Linked DNA regions of Homo sapiens: region 1 is linked to region 2. A link is a loop called in an ENCODE intact Hi-C map of the cell type or tissue named here. Cell type or tissue: heart right ventricle. All regions are shown on one strand. Each heading gives the region's core, and the rest is flanking DNA. Links, peaks and the distances in the headings are about the cores only.

Region 1 (10,458 bases), core at 2,567-6,566, 100 kb before region 2:
TGTCTCTCTCCCTCTCTCTTTCTCTCTCTCTGTTTCACTCCCTCTCTCTCCCTCTCTATGTGTCTCTGACTCTCTCTCTTTCTCTCTGTCTCACTCCCTCTCTCTCTGTGTATGTGTCTCTAACTCTCTCTCTTCCTCTCTCTTCCTCTCTCTCTCTGTCTCTCTCTTTCTGTCCCTCTCTCTACCCCTCTCTCCCTCTGCCTCTCTCTCTGTATGTCTCTGTATGTCTCTCTGTCTCTCTCTGTGTGTCTGTCTGTCTGTCTCTCTCTCTCTTTCTCTCTCCCAGGTGAGGACATGAGAGAGCAGCCATGTGCAAGCCAGGAGGAGGAGGCCCTCCCCAGAATCCAACGAAGTTAGCACTCTGATCTCCGACTCCCAGCCTCCAGCACTGTAGAGAAATGTATTTAAGCCCCCTAGTCTATAGTATTTGTTATGGCAGCCTGAGCCAACTAAGACAGTCATAACAGAAATAGAGCAACCTTAACACCATCATTGCAATCCCATCCTGCTCCTTTAGATTTCTTACAGTTGTCACCGTCTGACACCAAGTGCTTTCCAAAGTCACCTTTCTTCTCCACCTTTGTATTAAACCCTTTTCTTCAGATCATATTCATCTATCTTGAGCTCAGGAGCTGGCCTCGCTGACCCCTAATTCTTATGACACCACGAAGATCCTCCTTCCCACAAACCACTACTTCTAGATCCATATCATGGAGTCCCAGGCCACCCTAAAGAGATGCCCACTGTCCTGAGTGACCAGTGGCCCCCTCCAGGAGAAAAAGATTTTTCTCTGCCCATCACCAGGATGGAAGAGAAAGCCAGAGGCCCAGAGGAGAGACAAGAGAAAGATGGAGACCGAGGTGTAGACTCGAGGGGAGAGAGCGTGCTCTAGGGGGGCTATAAATTCCCTTCTAATTCCAAATAATTCCGATTACACGGATGAGTAGTTTTCAATCAGGAAGATAATCTCAGAGATAGATGGCAGGATAATTGTTCGTAGCGCCGACGTAAATATTGTGTCGTTTCTATTAATCTCCGCGAATCGGCTGTCAGAGGTGTCACTCATTCATCACAACAAATTAAAAATAGAATTTTAAGAGAGAAAGTCACGCCTGGGGGTGGGGTGGGAGAGGCTGGGCTCGCTTCAGGAACTGTGAATAAGAGGGGGAGGTGTCGCCTGCAAGCTGTTGCCAGAAATAAATCTGGCTTCCCAATTTAATATATTTATTTATGAAAGCAAATGGTAACGAGGGCTGTAGATCTCTATTAACTTCCCTGTAAGAGTGTGCACACATGTGAGCATGTGCGTGCACATGCATTGATGCAGAATGCCATACTAAGCCAAAGCATGGGCTGCCACTCTGCTAACATTGCCCTGGGGTGAAGCATCCTCAGCCCCATCTGGACCATGGAGCATGGACCTCCCAGGGGCAGGTCACCTGTATTCTGCACACCCCAGCCTTTCCCAGCCAGTGAGGGGTGATGGTGGGCAGGTCTAGGCATTGAGACCCCCCTTCATATTAGAGATCTGAGATCATTTTAAAGATCAGAGATGGGCTCACTTCAGCAGCACATATACTAAAGATCAGAGAGAAGCAGTAACTGGACTCACACTGGTGTTTCTGAAACTGCTGGCGATTTTCTGTAATGCCGTGGCCTTGCAGGGTTATACAGGCACCGAGGAACATAAATCCAGAGTAAAGATGCTTTAGAGCGACATCTGAGTGACAAGAGTAGGAGCTCATTTCTTTGTCTCTCTCTTATTTCAATTCCTTGAGGGCTGAGGTTCCTCCATGAGAAGGCACCCTTTCCCAGGATCCTCCCCCACCCAGTCCCCCCTCCATGCCTACCCACCCATGGTGGCAGATGCAATAGACAACACGGGTTTTGCCACTGGTTTGGAGATCCTAGCACGCACCCATTAACCTAAGTCCCTCCTGCTTTGCTGCTGCAGAAAATATTTCAGTGCCTCTGTTCTCTGCTCTGGGTATATTAGATCAGCTCCAGTCTTTGTATATGTAGCTATTTATAACAATCGTCACCCACACATACTTCCAAAATGGATTTCTCAAAGAAATTGCAATTTCTCAAATTGCATACCATTTCTATTGCCTACAATGGCAGTGTGTTTAAGGTCCGTGAGCATTAGTCCCTGGTCCCCAACACTGAGCCTATTGTCTGGCACCACACTCAATCCACTCATGTTTGTTGAATGAGTGAGTGAGTAAGAGGGTGGGTGGATCAATGGATGGGAATCAGGGTGAAACTAAAATGAGGTGGCTTCGGAAAGTTAGGAATACATTGAGTGCCCAGAAATACATAAGTGAATTCCCATATAACTGCTTGAGGTGGGCAGAGAATTTGGAGTTATGCTTTCCAGAAACAAAGCAAAGAAGGAAATTCCCTTCCTTACAAGATTCACAATGTTCCTAAGCGTTGCTCAGCTGTTCCACAGAAGCCCAATTAAAGTCAGAAATTTCTCCCGAGGTCTCATCAAGTGGGCACCATGGATAAGGCAAGTCCCAAGGTCTTGTAGGTCTTTTCTCTTGGTTTCACTGGTTTCCTCAGGGAGGAGTCTTCGTTCTCCAACTTGACTTACGTAAATCCAACTGTTGAAGCTCCAGGAGCCAAGTGGGGAAAGGAATAAAGGAACTGATTTTCAGTGTAGAAACTCACTTAATGCTCCTATTTTCAATATGGAATCCCTGCCTTCAGCCATGTCTAGAATTGAGAGTCCAGAGCCTTTCTGGCTCAATTTCTCCAGAAAATAAATCTCTTTCCTTTCTCTGTGGTAGAGGAGGGGAAATCAGTAGCCCGCATTGTGGAGAGGGAGGAAGGAGGGTATAGGGCTTCTAACAGCTACTTTTCTGAATTTAAACCTGTCCTTTTTATTTTAGTCCCATCTAGCTTGTTTCTCTTCTCTTCTCTTCGCTTCTTTTCTCTTCTTCTCTTCTTTGAGACAAGGTCTCGCTGGAGTGCAGTGGCGCTATCTCGGCTCACTGCAACTTACGCTTTCCAGGCACAAGTGATCCTTCTACCTCAGCTCCCTGAGCAGTTGGGACTACAGGCATGTGCCTCCACACCCAGCTAATTTTTGTATTTTTGTAGAGATGGAGTTTTGCCATGTTGCCCAGGCTGGTCTCAAACTCCTGGGCTGAAATGATCCGCCCACCTCAGCCTCCCAAAGTGCTGGGATTACAGGCGTGAGCCACCGCGCCTATCCTCTCATTTTCAAGGGACCCGGTGCCTCTAATACCTCAGCCTTGCTGGGGTCCCAGAACTTCCTGTAACCTGCTTTGGGGTTCCGCTCTCACTCCCTCACACCCCTACCTCCGCCCCACTCCTGACTTCAGCTTTAGCTTTCCTTGGTTAGCCAGGTCAGCAACTCTTGTTCATTTGGTTTCCAACTTCCAATATTTAATTGCTATCATCTCCTTTTCATTTCTAATATTTAATTGCTATCGTCTTCTTTCATTTTCTTTATCCTTATGGGCCCGTGCCTTTTAAAATCCATTTATCATACTTTAGCTGGTTTGGGGAAGGGATGACAATAAATGCGTGTATTTCAATTTGCCATAGTTGATTCTGCATCTCAGCAGCCTTCAGATAATAAACATGCTTGTGTATTTCCTACAACCAATGTGGCAGAGCCAGCACTGTGGGTCCGCCATCCTGTTCTCTCTTGTTAGGCACTCGGGAGAACACACTTCTCAGACTCCCTTATGGACAGGTTGGGATCATGTCGCTGAATTCCCGTGAATGGAGTGTACCAGGGAATTCTGCGCATTTGCCCTCAAATCCCTCTCATCCTCAGGAATGAAAGAAAAACACTCAGGGACAGCTGTGTGCCAGCAGGGAGCAGCCTGGATCTCTGGGTCTCTTCTGGAGGAGACCCCCCCACCGACTCACCTTGCACTGTGAGGTGAACACGAAGTCAACCGGTGTTTAACCCCTGCGTTTCACTTAAACCTCTGTGTTTAAGCCAACTGTGTTTAACCCCTGAGATTGAAGGTTTACTTGTTGTCTCATCATGGTCTGGAATATTCTAACGAATACAACTGCTTTTTATAGCGTATCTCCATAAAAGCCAAGGGCATATTCCCAGAATAGTTGTCTAGGGGAGCAAAGCAGTATAGTGAGAGTACACAGCTTTCGGTGGTTCCAGCATGGCCTCGGGTGCACGCTGGAATATCCGGAGGAACTATCCGGGTGTAAACGCTCCATACAGTCCTCCATGTGAATTACTTTTTGAAATCAAAATTCTTATGAGTTGGCCAGTTAAGTCTTTGGGGTTATATTCCTTAGCAAGCATTTGTAATACAGATACTGTGTTTTCATTAAGTGTGGAAACATGGCTTTGAAAATGAGCCAGATGAGAAACGGAATTAACATGCTCTTAGGAAAATGAAGCTGCTGGCCCGTACTCCGCATGAACAGAAGGACGGCTGTGGGACCTCTAGAAAACAGCGGTGTTCCTCCAACGACAGTTCTAGAATTCCTCTAAGACGAGCACAGGAAGGTGGAGGTTCCAAGGTGGACGGTTAGAGTGGACATCTGGGATTTATCTGCCAGACAGTTATTCTCTTTCCTCTGGTAAGAAGCTCTAATTTTCCTTGAAGACCTCCTCTTTTCTTTCTATCAATGTTGGTAGAGTGGGGCTGACCGCCCCCGGCCCCGGCTCCCCGACATGCCCCCTCCCCCGCCCGCCGGGGCACGTGACCAGCTCTGGCCAATCAGCTTGCTGTGTTCTCCGGGCCACAACGATCCGCGCAGGAGGAGCGTGAGGTCTCAGGAACTTAAAGAGAATGAACCCTGGGGATTTTGTTGAAACTATTTGTAAAGACAGCCAACTGCTACCATTTACGTTTCCCCTGGGGTTGTTAGGCTGAATGGACGCGGACCTGGGGCTGCTGAAAACCCTGTTGTCTCCAGGAGGGGAGCAGTTTCCTGGAAATGAAACTCGTCCAGAGGAACGTAGGGCCTAGAGGTAAACGGGGCTCTTTCAGCCCCCGCTGGCTCATGGTAAATCCCAACTACATTTCAGGATTGGGGAATAAAAATGAAGAGCTGGAATAAGAAGAAAGAAAGTAGGGGCACTGGGCACCACGTGGCCCCTATGTTTTCCCTCTCCAGCATAATTCAACTCCTCTTGGCTATGAATATCTGTAGAAGCCCCACGTCTCCATTATGCCTCTGGCTGGCGGGAGGTTTTGTTTGTTTGTTTGTTTTAACCAGACTCCTTGGCATTCAGAGAGAACATTCAGGAAATGTATTGTGGAGGCAGACCATTAAAAACATGCACCTGGGCCGGGCGTGGTGGCTCACGCCTGTAATCTCAGCACTTTGGGAGGCCAAGGCGGAAGGATGGCTTGAGCTTCGGAGTTTGAGACCAGCCTGAGCAACATAGTGAGACCCCCATCTCTATTAAAAAATACAAAAATTAGCCCGGCATGGTGGTGCGTGCCTGTAGTCCCAGCTACTTGGGAGGCTGAGGCACGAGAATCACTTGAATCCAGTAGGTGGAGGTTGCAGTGAGCCAAGATTGTGCCACTGTACTCCCCCCTGCGCAACAGAGCAAGACTGTCTCAAAACAACAAACAACAGAATAAAACCATGCACCTGGTACAAGGAGTGAAGTTAACATCTCAAAAACCCTCAAACCCTGTAATTTTCCTGGTAGCTAAGATGCTTGATATCTCTTGGTATCTCTCTCTCCCTTTCCTTTCCTTTCCTTTCCTTTCCTTTCCTTTCCTTTCCTTTCCTTTCCTTTCCTTTCCTTTCCTTTCCTTTCCTTTCCTTTCCCTTCCCCTCCCCTCCCCTCCCCTCCCCTCCCCTCCCTTCCCCTCCCCTCCCCTCCGCTCCCCTCCCCTCCCCTCTCCTTTCCTCCCTCCCTTCCCTTTTGAGACGGAGTCTTGCTTTGTCGCCCAGGCTGGAGTGCAACGGCAAGATCTCGGTTCACTGCAACCTCAGCCTCCCAGGTTCAAGCGATTCTCCTGCCTCAGCCTCTCGAGTAACTGGGATTACAGGCACTCACCACCACACCCAGCTAATTTTTGTATTTTTAGTAGAGACAAGGTTTCACCATGTTAGCCAGGCCGGTTTCAAACTCCTGATCTCAGGTGATCCACCCGCCTCGGCCCCCCAAAGTGCTGGGATTACAGGCGTGAGCCACCGTACCCAGCCCTCTCCTCTCTTTCTAAATCAAGACACTTCTACTACCACAAAAACAAAAACAAACAAAAAGACAGGAGCAGTAGTAATGACTGCCAACTGCTACCATTTACATTTCTTGAGTGCTCACTGTGAATCAGGCCCCTAATTCTCACAGTGAGCCTGTGAAGTAGGTATCATCCTCCCCATTTTATAGATGAAGAAACAGACTCAATAGTTAAGTAATTTCCCAAAGCTAGGAAGTGGTATAATGGAGATTTTTTAAATAGCTTTATTGAGGTATAATTTACACATCATAAAATGTAGCCATTGTAAGTGTATTCCAATGATTTTTAGTGAGTTTACAAAGCTGTGCAACCCTTGCCACCATCTAGTTCTAGAACATTCCCATCATCTTAAAAAGATCTTTTGTCTATTTGTAGTCTCTCCTTGTCCTCCTTCTCTAGCCGCAGGCAGCCACTAATCTACTTTCTGTATTGATATGGTTTGGATCTGTGTCCTGTCCAAATCTCATGTCGAATTGTAATCCCCAACATTGGAAGTGGGGTCTGGTGGGAGGTGATTGGATCACGGGGGTGAATTTCCCTTGGGTGCTGTTCTCTTGATAGTGAGTGAGTTGTCATGAGATCTGGTCATTTAAAAGTGTGTGGCACCTGCCCCTTCTCTGTCTCTTCCTCCTGCTTCCCCTTCACCTTCCACCATGACTGAAAATTTCCTGAGGCCTCCCCAGAAGTCACTACACTTCCTATACAGCCTGCAGAGCTGTGAGCCAGTTAAACCTCTTTTCTTTATAAATTACACAGTCTCGGATATTTCTTTATAGCAATTTAAGAATGGACTAATACATGTATCTATAGATTTGCCTTTTTGGATATTTCATATAAATGGAAGCATACAACATGTATCTGCGTGGTTTGCATCTGACTCCTTTCACTTAGTTCATAAAGTTTTGAAGTTCATCCATGCTGTAGCAGGTATCCGCACTTCATTCCTGTTTATGGGTACATAGTAGTCCATTGTATGGACATGCGACATTGTATTTATGCATTCATTAGTTGATGGACATTTGGGTTATTTCCACTTTTTGGCTATTATGAATAACGCTGCCATGAACATTTGCATACATGTCTTTGTGTGGACAGAAGTTTTCATTTCTCTTCGGTATACACCCAGCAGTGAATTGCTGGGTCATAGTTAGAATTTCAGCCCTGGTCTGACCCCAAAGCCTCAACTCACTACCTTTTGTTCACTCCCTTCCTCATCCCTTAAGGTCAGTCTCCAGCAGCTCAAACCCTTAGCCAGGACATTCCCTTCCACTCCTCACTCTACCCCTACCTAGGGAAATATTGTCGTTTCCACCAAGTGACACACTGAGAAGATGAATGCCAGTGATGGGTCCATGGAAGAAAACTACCCTCTTTAAAGGCACAGGCAGGGAGAAGAGGGACTGCAGCAGAGGCACCTGGGGTCCCAGCTGCTTTCAGCAGCAGCTTCAGGCTCCTAGGATGTCCCAGCACAGATGCCACTTGTCCTCTGGCCTCCACCCTGGTCAAGAAGTAGAGTGATGACAGGTTCCTCTCACCACGTAGCTTCCTCTATGCCTTCCAAATGGAAGTGACACTTTGAGGCTGGCAAAAAACGTTGGGGTGGTTGGAGGGGATAGAATGGGGGAGATGACAGACACCTGCTGTCAAGGGCTGTCACAACAGAACTGACGGTAGCCATGCCTCCTCAGGTCAGGTTCGGAGCCAACACTGCTGCTTTCCCCACACAGCGACCAGCTCTCAATGGAGTCTTTGATGAGCAGCCCGCATTTGGCATCGTGGTGTCTGGCCTGCAGGGAGGACCCGGGGGATGTAAGCTCTGGGAGAGACCAGCATGGGTGCTGGGGCAGAGGCAGAGAGGGAGCTGCAGAAGAGAATTGTCTGTCTTTCCACCAGACTGTAAGCTTCTTGAGGGCAGGGACTGTGTCTGCCTACCATACTACAGGAGCAGCACAGCGTCTGGCACATGGCATAGCAGCTGCTTAGGAAATACTGGTGGAGCAAAAGAATGGGTGAAGAAATGAACAATTATTGGAACAGCTTCATCAGAGGCAAGTTGCAGAAGTTCAGTGGTGGAGGTGGCTATTAACCAAATAATTATGGCCATCTTCTAGATAGTTGGAGATGTTCTAGCCTCTGGGTAGGATGTTTCTTCAGGGCACATGTAAAATGAGAAGAGTGAGGTGGAAGGATCTTCTCTGCTCACAGCCCCTGAAGTGAAAATAGCAGTGCAGCCTGGGGCACCACCAAAATGCAGGCCTCTCTGCTGCTCCTGCTGCCACTGTTTGGCCTGGGTGGCTTGAGCACCTACCAGCCCTCACCTTTCCTCCATCCTCCCTCCTCTGCCTGTCCTTAGCCAGCAGCAGCCGGACCACCTGTACGGGAGCAGCCAGCATGTGGCAGAGGAGGTTTCATGCCACCTCTTGCCATCAGGGAAGACCTGCCTTGAGAAGCTGCTCACTGAGGGCCCTGGGAGATGCTAATGACCATAAAGAGTCATCCAGATGCAGAGGTGATGACAGTCTGTTGCCCTCTGTCTGCCACTGCATTTTAGAATAACCTTCCCTTCCTACGAATCCAGATCTAAAAGGTGCGGCAGTGTTTTAAGGCTTCCTTTAGAACTTCTAGCTATAAACCCCAGATCTGAATCAGACCACAATGCAATTACAGGGCCTCTCTGAACCTCAGTTTCTTCATATGCGTAATGGGAACAATAATACCTACTATACCCAGTTGTTGTGAAGGTTAAATGGGTTGACATAGGTGATGTGCCAGGCATAATGCCCAACTGTATGAACACCTGCCCTTCCATGCCATGCAAGGCTGACCTTTCTCCAGGATCTGAGACAATGATACTCACTCACTCAACACTCATACTTCCACCCCACCATAGCCTCACCCCAACATAGAACCTACAACCCATTCTCCTTGGCATTTATGCCTCTCCCAAAACTCAGTCACTGTGCATCCATTGCCTGGTATTTTTGCTTTATTTCTGGAACCCCATCCCTTTCCCACATTTAGTGTCAGGTGCCAGTGCGGTTTACAACACCAATGCTTGCAACTCCTTCATGCTGATGCTGTAAATCCAAACTTCATCTCTCCCCAGGAGCATCTTCCAATCAGCCTTGGCCATCACATGGTCATTACTATTTCTGCAGTTTCTCAGGAGCATTGCATGATGCTACACTAACAGTCATTAATGAGAGGAATACGTCTTTGTGAAGTCGGCAGGCAGCTCTCCCAGAACTCAAATGGTATCCCTTCGGGTGATTCTGCATTTTTAAAAAATAACAGTGAATGGCTATTTTTCCAAATATCAAAGTGGAAGAGGCTGAGGCATTGTGCCGTGCTCTGAGAGTCTTTGTCCCTCCATCACCTTGAGAGAAGACTTGGCTTAATAGGCTCCTGCATTTTTGAGGCTAGGTTTACGAAGTGATGAGGTCTCCTGTCAAGAAGTTAGACATCTTTCATTCCTCAAAACTGACCCTAAGTAGTGGGATTGTCACTTTGTTGACTCTCCAGCATATAATCCCCTTCCTGTTACCATCCCAATATGGGAAATCCCACTGATGCCTTCTTGGGGGTAGAGAGTGTCCGCCCACCATCATGGGGAATTCCCCCATGGGGTGACATCTTAGGGAAAGGGAGCACTTGGTCATCATTAAGGAAGTTAAAGAGTCCGTTTTTGACCCTTCCCGCTCATTCCAAAAGTGGGCAGGAATATGACTCCAAATCAGCCCATCAGACACCACTGGATGCCACTGAGGCTTATCATGTAAGATAGCAAAGCCACGCGCAGATGAGGCTCCATCTTTCTGCTGCTCCTCTTTCTGATACAAGCTAGAATAAAGGCACATAAAACACAACTTCTCTATGACCCAACAATTCCACTCCTAGGTATTTCCCAAGATAAATGGAAAACACATGTCTATGAAAGACTCCGATACAAATGTTCATAGCAGCCCCAAACCAGAAACTACCCAAATGTTCACCAACTAAAACTGGGTAAGGAAATGGTGGTATATCCATACCATGGAATTCCATTCAACAATAAAAAGGAACAAACTACTGGACACATGCAACAAATTGGATGACTCCCATAAACATTAGGTGAGTGATAGAAGCCAGACCCAAAACATAAGTAGTGTATGATTCCATTTACGTAAAGTCTAAGACCAGACAAAGCTAACCTAGGATGTTAGAAGTCAGAACACGGTGAGCATTGTCTCAGTGCAGTGGG
Region 2 (10,458 bases), core at 3,024-7,023:
ACCACGTTTTGAGAACCGCTACTCTAAAAGCATCTCACGAAACCAGATACATAGATGAACTGAATACAGGCATTAGTGTATAATAACTAGTTTCTCTGTACTTCAATATATTAATTCTTTTCTTATTCATAAGCATTCCTTAGGCCATTTATTGAAATAGTATATTTAATTAGGCCATGTTTTCTGACGACAAATGGCAAACTATAATGGAATTTTTTTGGTTCTCAAGCAGTCATTCAAGATTTTTAATAATACAAAAAGGGACTCCCTGAACTAGAAGGAACGTTGTGAGACCACATAGACCAGCAGTCTTCAATCAGGGTTCACTAAGATGCCTGATAGAGGAGCTCCTTAAAAGAGCGCTGCCAGGGAATAAGCAAGAAGCTAGGTGGATCGGGCTCCTGACCTCTGGCTCCTCTAGAATTTTGCTTTAAACCAAATAGGCTTAGTTGTTTTACAATCTGAGAATCTATGTTCGATTTTGTTTGGGGGAAAAAAAGGAGAGTTTTCCCCTTAATTGGATTATAAATAATTATTTATTAAACATTTACTATATGCCAGGAACATGCTAGGTACTGTGGTTGCACATAATAAGTCCTGCCTTGAAAAGCCTCAAGGGAAAAGACTCGTACCTACAAACAATAACATAATCTAGTGAGTAGTAAAAGAAACAGTAAGTATAATACAAGGAGCCACAGAGAACAAAGGAGAAAGGGCTATTGGCCAGAACCCCCTCAGCAAACACATGGCACATTTAAATGGGGTCATTGCAGAGATGTAATGAAGTGACTATTCACAAAGGTGGAGACAGTACTAACAAGGAACCCCACAAGGGGATAGTGAAGCACATCAGGTGGAGCCAGCACAGCAGGAGGCCCTTACCATTCCTAGACTTGGAGTGGCAAGGGAAAGAATGGTTATCAGAACCCAAAGAACTGTGGTTATAAAAGAAGGCTGCCAAACAAGAGTGGTGGCCCTCAGCAGAGGAACACAACCACTGCCAACCAGCAATCCAACAGAAAAGGTGTCAGGGAAAGCAATAATCTAATGTGGTAGACTGCATTAGCATTTCCAAGTACTCTCTATAGCAGAATCATCCATCCATGACGTTTGCTCTTTGCCATTGGATTCCACAGTACCTTCCCTTTTAGGAAGAGCACACTTACTCATCCTACTGACTCTGGGCTTGGTCATATGACTTGCTTTACGTAGTAGAAAATTAACAGATATGATTCAAGCAAAGGCTTTAAATATGTACTTGTGGTCTAGCCTGGTCACCTGGCATTTACATCCTCTGCCATAGGAAGTCCATGCCGCCTATCATCATTGCTCCTCCACCCTAGGTCCCAAAATACAATACACTGAGTAGATGTAAACCTAACTTGAAGCCTGTAGACCAGTGGAGCCCAGGCAAGATCAGTGGAACCACAGACAACTCACAGCCCCATAGCAAGAAATGAGTATGGTAAACTGTGAGAAGCCACTAAAATTTGGGGGCTGTTAAGCAGCATTACCACAATAAATACTTGACTAATATATCCAATATCACTCACCTCCCTCCCTTTGGTCTTCTGTTGATGCCTCCTATAGGCCAACCCCAACAAGAAATTGAAACCAAGAAGACCCACTGATATAGTTCATAAATATGCCCTTGCAGGGGCAAGAGGAAAACTGTGTCTTGGTAGATGACCAGTCATTCAAGGAAGATGAGGATGAGATTTCAGGCAGAAAGACCAGCATAAACAAAGGCAGAGAAGCAAGAAATCCCATAGCTTTACGTTGAGAACGCTAAGCATCAATGTCACCAGAATGTGTGAAGCTGAAGCAGAGAAAGAGAGGAAAGCTAGGTGTACAGAACATTCTATAATCTCTCGTGATAAACTAAGGAATCCTTATCAGTGAAAAGGCTTTCCAAAGGCCCGAAAATCTAATCTGCTGTAACAGGTCCACACTTTCTTCCATCTCTATACTTATGCATCATAGCCTTTAAGAGGTGCATTTTGATATTCTTAGCACTGTAGAAAAGCAAAGAAAAAGAGCAAATATTGGTAACTCTGAATAGTATATATAACTCATTCATGGAAACTCATCAGACTTTCCTGGTATAATAAAATCAAAACTCTAGTTACAGCCTACCTGTACACACACACACATAATCTCTAATGACACCTAATTCCCTCAGAATCTAAAAGATAGAAATGTACTCACAACAACCTCCATTACAGTAGGAAGCTCAACAACTCCAGGAGGATAAACTGCCTCTATGCCTACAACTTCGAGGCATGAACAAGATGCTGGCCCCACAGTCCTTCTCCAAAAATCAGGACTTGGATGCTAAGTCTCACAGCCCCAGTATCTCTTCAGTTACTGGGGAGCCTACTTGGATCAACCTAGACATGTAGCCACTACGTCTGTCCTTTAATTGCTTAACCCGTGGAGAAAAATTATTGGACTTCGGAGTGAGAAGAGACTTTAGAAATCCCTAAATCCCTTATTTAGATTAAGAAAACCACAGTCCAAAAAGGCTACATAAAATTTTTATTGGCATGTGGCCCCACACAAGTCTAGAGGACAAACATTTTCTAAAATACCCTTATATATAGGCAAAGTTTTAAATTAGTGTTTAGGTAGTAAAAATAAAGAACTGGTAATTAACTATACCAGCCTTATTCACAGGACTCTATACTCCAGTTTTACTTTGAGGAAGATGATGTTTTATATAATATATTCACCTAGGACACTATAATCATTTATAAATAAGGCTACAAAAGTGACAAGATTTTCTCTATATGAAAATAATGTCTTAACACCTAAAAAAAGACAGTAACACATGAACCTATTTCTTTATTCTAATAAAAAGAAACTTCCCAATGTCCCAGGCTCAACACTCTGACCACCTAGACCAATGATTCCCAAGTCTGATCTACTGGCATAAGAATCACTTCAGGTGCTTGTGAAAAATGCAGATTCCAGGGGCCAACTCTAGACCTATTTGATTTCTAGGAGCTCAGGACTGTGCAGTTTTAACAGTTCCCTAGGTGACTCTCATATGCCTTAAAGTTTGAGAACCACTGCCATAGACAGTCACCATATTCTCCATGAGTCACTCCTATGATTATTCAAATATTTCCATAAACACGGAACCAAGGTCCCAAAGCTGGGATCGACATTACCTTGTCGCCCTTCATCATTGGTAAAGAGCCCAGTGTCACTGCTGCTACACACACTGCTGGTTTCACTGTAAAAAGAGTAAAACACAAGAGAACTCATCAGCTCCAGTCAAAAACAAAGCACTGTACACTTATTTTGGTTTTCAAGCTTCCCTAATTTCACTCCAACCTGTTAGTCAATCAGATATGTAAATTTCATCAGGAAGCTACAAAGTTTTATTTTCCTCCCCAAACAAAAGAAATATAAGAGGAGAATTCTAAAATTTTCACTTATATTTTAAAGTACTAAAAAAATCTAAAGTCACTTTGTTAGTTTAGGACTAGAAAGCTATTAAAGCTCAAAGACGTAATCTCAACCTAGTTTGGTATATTCAACAACACAAATTTACAAATTTACCAAACAATTTTATTCTCAAATATTGCCAACTATCAGTTTCAAATGAAGCTATGTAATTTTAAGACATCTAGCATCTTTCAAGTTTTCCCCCATCTACAAAGAAGTAAACAAAAATCCATGAACAAGAAAAAAATATGACAAAACTTATGTTTTCTGAATTTACTGTCCTCCTTCATATCGAGCAGATACACAAAACTCATTCTGAAAAAAGGAACTAAAGTTAAAAACAAAAATATAAAAACAAACTTAATTTGAACTCATTGAAATATAACTTTTGTCCCACGAAATTCTGCCCAGTTTCATTTTCTGAGCTATTGCTCACAGTTGATTTTGTTTCTTCTCATGGTGTGCTTCTAAATTTGATTTATCTGGTTCAAGAAAAACTTCTCAATCCTCTACAGTATTAGCTATTTCTTTGATTGGGATTATTTCCTTCCAAGAGAGTCAAAAATTTTTTTTTCACCTACTCTAGAAGATGCAAGAAACCAAAGCAAGGAAGAAGCATTTTCACCATGCTGTAGAAAACACAGGCTTGGCAAAATCCCAATCTATATTCCTGGATCAAAAATCTGAAAATATTTTGTATTTTGCAACATTTCCAAATGTCCTTCCAACACTAAATCTTAAAAATGCCAATTAAATTAAGGAGCAATGCTTTCCTCACTCAAGCTTGTCTCTGAATACCAGATGCAAAAGATCTGTCACAGAAATAGTCAACAAACAAATCCTATTTCTTTTTTTTTTTTAAGTTCTGGGATACATGCACAGAATGTGCAGGTTTGTTACACAGGTATACATGTGCCATAATGGAACAAACCCTATTTCTTCTTTTTTTTTTTTTTTGAGATGGAGTTTCGCTCATTGCCCAGGCTGGAGTGCTGTGGTGCGATCTCGGCTCACTATAACCTCCACCACCCAGGTTCAAGCAATTCTCCTACCTCAGCCTCCCAAGTAGCTGGGATTACAGGCGCGCACCACCACACCCAGCTAATTTTTGTATTTTTAGTAGAAACAGGGTTTCACCATGTTGGTCAGGCTGGTCTCGAACTCCTGACCTCATGATCCGCCCACCATGGCCTCCCAAAGTGCTGAGATTACAGGCATGAGCCACCGCACCCAGCCCAAACCCTATTTCTTTATAGATTCTTTCATTTTATTCTCTTATGTGCTTAGTATAAGTTGGGCCTCCAACTGTATTACCTAATTATTATAACATTGCTAGAAAGGCAACTGAACCACATCCAACTGAAACAACAGAGTTAGTGTAAAGAAAGTCATCTTAACCTGCAGCTCCAAAGGCTTTTGCTCCCAACATTTTACTAGGAAATTCTTCATCACTTAGATTCTGCAAGTAACATTTTGCTTTCCTTGTTTTTTCACATCTCTCTATCTAACCTTCCCACCAGAGCCTCTTTGAAAGCAGAGGCACCCTAGGTAAGCCAGATGATTGGACATGGCATCTACTTTCTGACAAGTATATTATCATAGGAATCAAGCCTAATAAAAGACTATGGAACCCTCTTGTCCACTGTTAGCTAAACGCTGTAAACTTGGTACTGACTTGAAAATGCTTTCATCTCAACTGCTTTTCTTTCCAAGTTCTGAAGATGAACTGTTTGCCTTTCAAGGTACAATTAAAGGGTATGGTTTTCAAACTAGCAAAAATTCTCAGTTTTAAAACTATAGATCAATAGTTTTTTATTCTATATTCTTTTTTTTATATTTGTATATTCTATCTATAGATCAGTGTTTTGGTTGTATTATGTTCTGTAATTTGAAACTCATACTTACTGGTAAAAGCAGAGTCAATAAAGTAAAGACCCAATCTCAGTACCAGAAACATCAAGAACTACGGTTCTCAACTAGACACAATTTTGCAGCCCCCGTCCCAATTTGGCAATATCCAAAAACATTTTTGATACTCATGATTTGAAGCAGAGAAGGAGGAGTTGGTGAACTACTGATATTTAGTGAGTGGAGGCCAGGGATGCTGCTCAGCATCCTGCAATGCACAGCACAGCCCCACAACAGAGAATTATCTGGCCCAAAATGCCAGTAGTGCCTAAGTTGAGAACCCTGATCTATGGTGATGAACAAAGCAGAGGGCTGGGAGAGGTAGGGCGTCCCATTTAGGGAAACTACTTGAGAAGAGAGGAGCCTGTGCACGTTAGCTGGATGCAGCAGTCAACATCCCATAGAAGCAACAATACCACTTCCTTGCCAGGGCTGGGCCAGGGCCTCAAATGATCTGAAGCCTCCAGATCCAGAAACAATCAGAAGGCAGCCGGACCTTCAGACAAACTGGTAGAACTGAAACTACTCAAGAGTCGTACAGTTCACCCTTCCTTGCCTAACCGGGGCAGAAAGAAGATCCAGTAACCATGGAAGAGAATGATCTGGCCAGGGAAAAAAAATATCTTGCTCATCTCAATGTCCCCAGTGCCTAACATAGCACCTGGCACATATCAGACATTCAGTGAATGTTACGTAAATAGAATGAACTTGTTCTAGACACCTCTGTTGCCTGCCCTTATATGGCCTTGCGGCATGTCACTTCAACTCTTTAGTTCTGTTTCCCTACATGTAAAATGTGGATGGATTATTGAGGATGTGATAGTATGAGGCATGTGACCCCGCTTTGTGAACTCTAAAGCAATACACAAATGCAAATGATGAAAGATTAGAAAGCTACTTCTAGGGTACCAAGTCTGTGTCTAAATATTATTTTAGAGGTTAATAGTACTAATTTCCTCACTGACAACCTTCTCATTAGAACAGCACTCTAAATTTTATAAGATGCAAACCTATCTTCATTTTAAATGGAAAAACAAAATGTGGCCTATGAAATCTATTATTTTTCCTGTACTGGGATTCATCCAAAAGAGAGGAGGCACTACTCTCAGCCAAGATCTACAAGTGCCTCAGGAAGGGGTTTGATACTTGAACTGAGTTTATTCAGAAAATTATTAATACAGAAGGCTATTATTAATGATACCAAAAATATCACTCACTGAGTTCTACTGCAGGCCAGGTAATATACTAAGCACTTTATATTAATTATTATGCTGCTTCTACCCCCAAACTCCACAAGGTGAATACATCAACCTCATGTTACAAATGGAAAGGGGCTTAGAGAAAGTATGCAAGTTACCCAAGATCACACAGCAAGTAAGCATCAGAGCCAGGGTAGTGTATGCCTAAAGCCCATGCGTTCACTGAAGGGCCACTACAACACAGATGGTGCAGATACTCATCTCATTTACTAAAGTCAATCCTATGTTTCTCTATGCAGAAGATACCTTTGAATTTCAGGACTGTTCATTCTCCTGAAGATGCAAACAGATTAATTGAGCTAGGGAAGAAGTGTTCCTTTGCTTTTAGCTACTTAAAACTTTCAGGCACAGCTGAAACTGTAGCTGTGCCTTGACTACTATCCCTTATCAGCAAATAATATATCATATATGCTGAACCCTAAGAAAACTAATTATAAACTCACTTTGGAAAGAAGCTCTCCTCCTTAATGCTGTATCTTGAATTTAAGTAACACTCATTTTCAGCATACTGACATAAAATACACCAAAATATACTCTCAGGGACCCATACCTCACTTGCCCTTATGGTTCCTGAATGATCTTCCTTTGAAATCAAAGTAAAAACATCCTCTTAATGAGTTCAGGGGAAATATCAGTCTGAGAATACTATTCCTGACTTTAGCATCATACAAGGCTAGGAAAAAAAAGTTTCAGAAAGCCAGTAGTCATCTGTGGTAATTAACCAGACTCCCAAGATGACTCCCAATTACCCAGCCTCCTATTAATGCACACCCCGGTGTAGTACTTCTCACACTGCACCAGGATGGTCTGTATAACTGATCGCACACGGCAGAAGCAATAGGTTGCCACTTCTGCAATTAGGTTATACGAGACTGTGGCTTTCATCTTGGGCCCTCTTTCTGACTCTCCCCACCCCTCTCAGATCACTTACTCAACGGAAAGCCAACTACCATGTCCTACAGATGCGGATGGGCATGCGGAGAGGCCCATGTGAAAAGGGACTGAGACTCTAAGTCCAATAGCTTTATGAGGAAATGAGCTCTGCCAACAGCCATGTGAGTGAGCTTGGAAGCAAATCCTTCAGCCCTAGTCGAGCCTTGAGAGAACTGAGGTCCCTGCCAACAGTTAGACTATAACCTCGTGAGAAGACTGAACCAGAACCATCCAGCTAAGTCACTCTCAGATTCCAAGCGATAAAGTATTCATTGTTTAGAGCTCATAAGTTTTTTTTTGTTTATTTTTTTTGAGACGGAGTCTCGCTCTGTCACCCAGGCTGGAGTGCAGTGACGCGATCTCGGCTCACTGCAACCTCTGCCTCCCAGGTTCAGGCAATTCTCCTGTCTCAGCCTCCCAAGTAGCTAGGATTACAGGCCTGTGCTACCACGCCTGGCTAATTTTCATATTTTTAGTAGAAACAAGGTTTCACCACATTGGTCAGGCTGGTCTCAAACTCCTGATCTTAGGTGATCCACCCGCCTAGGCCTCCCAAAGTGCTAGGATTACAGGCATGAGCCACCGCACCCGTCCTAGAGCTAGTAAGTTTTAGGGCAATTTTTTCTGCAGCAACAGATAATACAGAATCTTTATAAACTCTTTGTTGAAATTAATTCCCTTCTTCCTAAACAGTAGCTTCTAGTTTCAACAAAATAAACCCCTCTGAATTCCCAAAATTGCCAGGGGGAGCAGGGGGTGGGAAAAAAGCACAGCACACCCTCTGATCTGAGAGCTTGCTAATTCTTTCATACTCCTAACCACAGAAGACTGTAAAGTGAGAACTGAAAGAGTAACTTATACCTGTTCCAATTATAATAAGGAGGTACAGAATTACTTTATCACCTACAATCAAAAGTTGGTATTAATAAATTACCATCTGGGTTTGTTTCTCCCCATTTAAGAGCTTATTAACCAAGTAGCTTAATAAGAGGTGTTTTTTGCATCTAATTAATAGATATCTTAAAGTTTATGGCTTACATCGTCATTCTAAAAAACTTTTCTTAGTAAATAATAATGCACTTAACAAAAATAAAAGTTGTTTCAGAATTTAGAAAAACGTGGAAAAAAGTCACTCTTAGATCTACTGCCCAAAGGTATTTTTGTTCTATCGTTTTCCAGTTTTTTTCCAGGGTAGAGGTGGCACACTGGTAACCCTTTGTAATCAGACTTCTGAATCTAGTAGTAAACAAGACTGAGGGAGAGGTTATTCAGAGAAATATCTCACATCAGTTCTGAAATTATTCCTATAAGTAATGAGAATATATAATAAAAGAATTTCTTTTTCAGTTTCATTCAGACAGTGCCATGAAAGGCAGCAACCTCCGCAGGTTGACAGGTTCGATACTGTGACTAGTACAATCAGGTATACTTTGCAGAGACAGAATTTTCCTCAGGACTCTGCTATTGAGCTGGGGGCTGTGCCTCAGAGAAGTCCACCCATCCTTTCAAGACTTCCCTTTTCTTAGAGCTAACAGTGATTCATCTTCAGGTAGATGGAACGTCTTCTCACAGTAAATTTTTAAAGAACATGGATTCTGGGGCCTGCATATCTAAGAATGTCTGAGCCACTGCACCCAGTCTTCAACCCCTTTTAAGATTTTTCTTTCCTTAGTCTTGAGCATATGTGAAAAAAAGAAAAACTAAAATAAAATATTTTTTTAAAATCTCCGTCTCAGTAGAAGTCTCTTCTCATTAATTTTCGCTTTTAATCTTAAGACTTAATTTTTCAACTCAAGAACACTTTTTTCTCTTCAGTTGTATCTTCTTCTCCAGCACTTTGGTTTCTTCCCTGGGAATATTTACATACTCACAGACTTGGTCTCTTTGTTTAGAGCTACTAAGTTTTAGGGCGATTTTTTTCTGTAGCAATAGAGAATACAGATGGCCTATTGCCAAGATTTCCTCAAACTACAAGGCTGATAGAACCACACTTGACAATGAAATGGAGGCCCACGTTAGAAGTGCTGAGCCTGCCCTGAAGGTAGATAGCAAGCCCCTGCATCCTTTCTCTACAGTCACCTTGCAGTTCAGAAATGCAAGGCCAGTTTCAGTCAGAAAATCAGGCAGCTACAGGTTGAGGCAGGGTGTGGTTCTATCCTTCTCTTCCCATTGAGCATCATTCAGTTTCTTTTTTCTTTTTTTTTGAGACAGAGTCTCGCTCTGTCGCCCAGGCTCGAGTGCACTCAAGTGCAGTGGTGTGATCTCGGCTCACTGCAAGCTCCGCCTCCCGGGTTCACACCATTCTCCCGCCTCAGCCTCCTGAGTAGCTGGGACTACAGGCGTCCACCACCACGCCAAGGCTAATTTTTTTGTATTTTTAGTAGAGTCGGGGTTTCACCATGTTAGCCAGGATGGTCTCGATCTCCTAACCTTGTGATCCACCTGCCTCGGCCTCCCAAAGTGCCGGGATTACAGGCGTGAGCCACCACGCCCGGCCTGAGTATCTTTCAGTTTCTATTTGGTGGCTCTAACTCCCAGAATACACTTGGATAGGGAAGCTTAGTGTTTTCTGTGTGTATTTGTGTTTGAGGGTAGGAAGCAGTTATAGGGTATTGAGTCCTAGAAAGTATAGTCTTCAAGAACAAAGATTCCAGTTGACATGGGCAGAGAAGTGCATTCTGGAGACAGTACATTCTGGAGACTGCAGTGTTTTCTACACCTTCATTTACGGCACACTCCTGGAATGGGGTCAGAATCAAGCAGTGAGGGTTAGATGATCCTATCTCAGTCCAGCATAGCTGTATGAGATAAAAGCCTCCCAGTAGCACTGGGAGCACTGGGCTAGGGGCTCTGCATATTCTCTTGGCCAGCTGTAGATCTGAGAATGGCAGTTACCTATGTCCAC

The links. Hi-C counts contacts between places; a loop is a spot of excess contacts. Peaks named below come from ENCODE experiments on the same cell type or tissue, not always from the same donor. Only the 100,000 strongest peaks of a DNase experiment are listed, where the experiment ranks them.
Region 1: it touches region 2 in a loop (1.8-fold over the local background); 1 of 110 quality-filtered maps calls a loop at or near these places.

The regions. Positions count from the first base shown.
Region 1 is chr14:76,262,232-76,272,689 of GRCh38, reverse strand. All of the region lies in intron 2 of LOC105370575 (a long non-coding RNA gene), which reads left to right. Among named protein-coding and RNA genes, the nearest start is that of ESRRB, 110 kb to the left of the region's middle. RefSeq lists an enhancer at 4,670-4,964. In heart right ventricle, for the core only: no CTCF peak of the experiment used is centred there; a DNase peak (open chromatin) is centred at 4,729; H3K4me3 peaks cover 1,299 bases; H3K27ac peaks cover 720 bases.
Region 2 is chr14:76,159,443-76,169,900 of GRCh38, reverse strand. It overlaps GPATCH2L (G-patch domain containing 2 like), which reads right to left. Exons shown (of 10, transcript NM_017926.4): 3 at 3,174-3,238. Among named protein-coding and RNA genes, the nearest start is that of GPATCH2L, 13 kb to the right of the region's middle. In heart right ventricle, for the core only: no CTCF peak of the experiment used is centred there; no DNase peak of the experiment used is centred there; H3K27ac peaks cover 2,325 bases.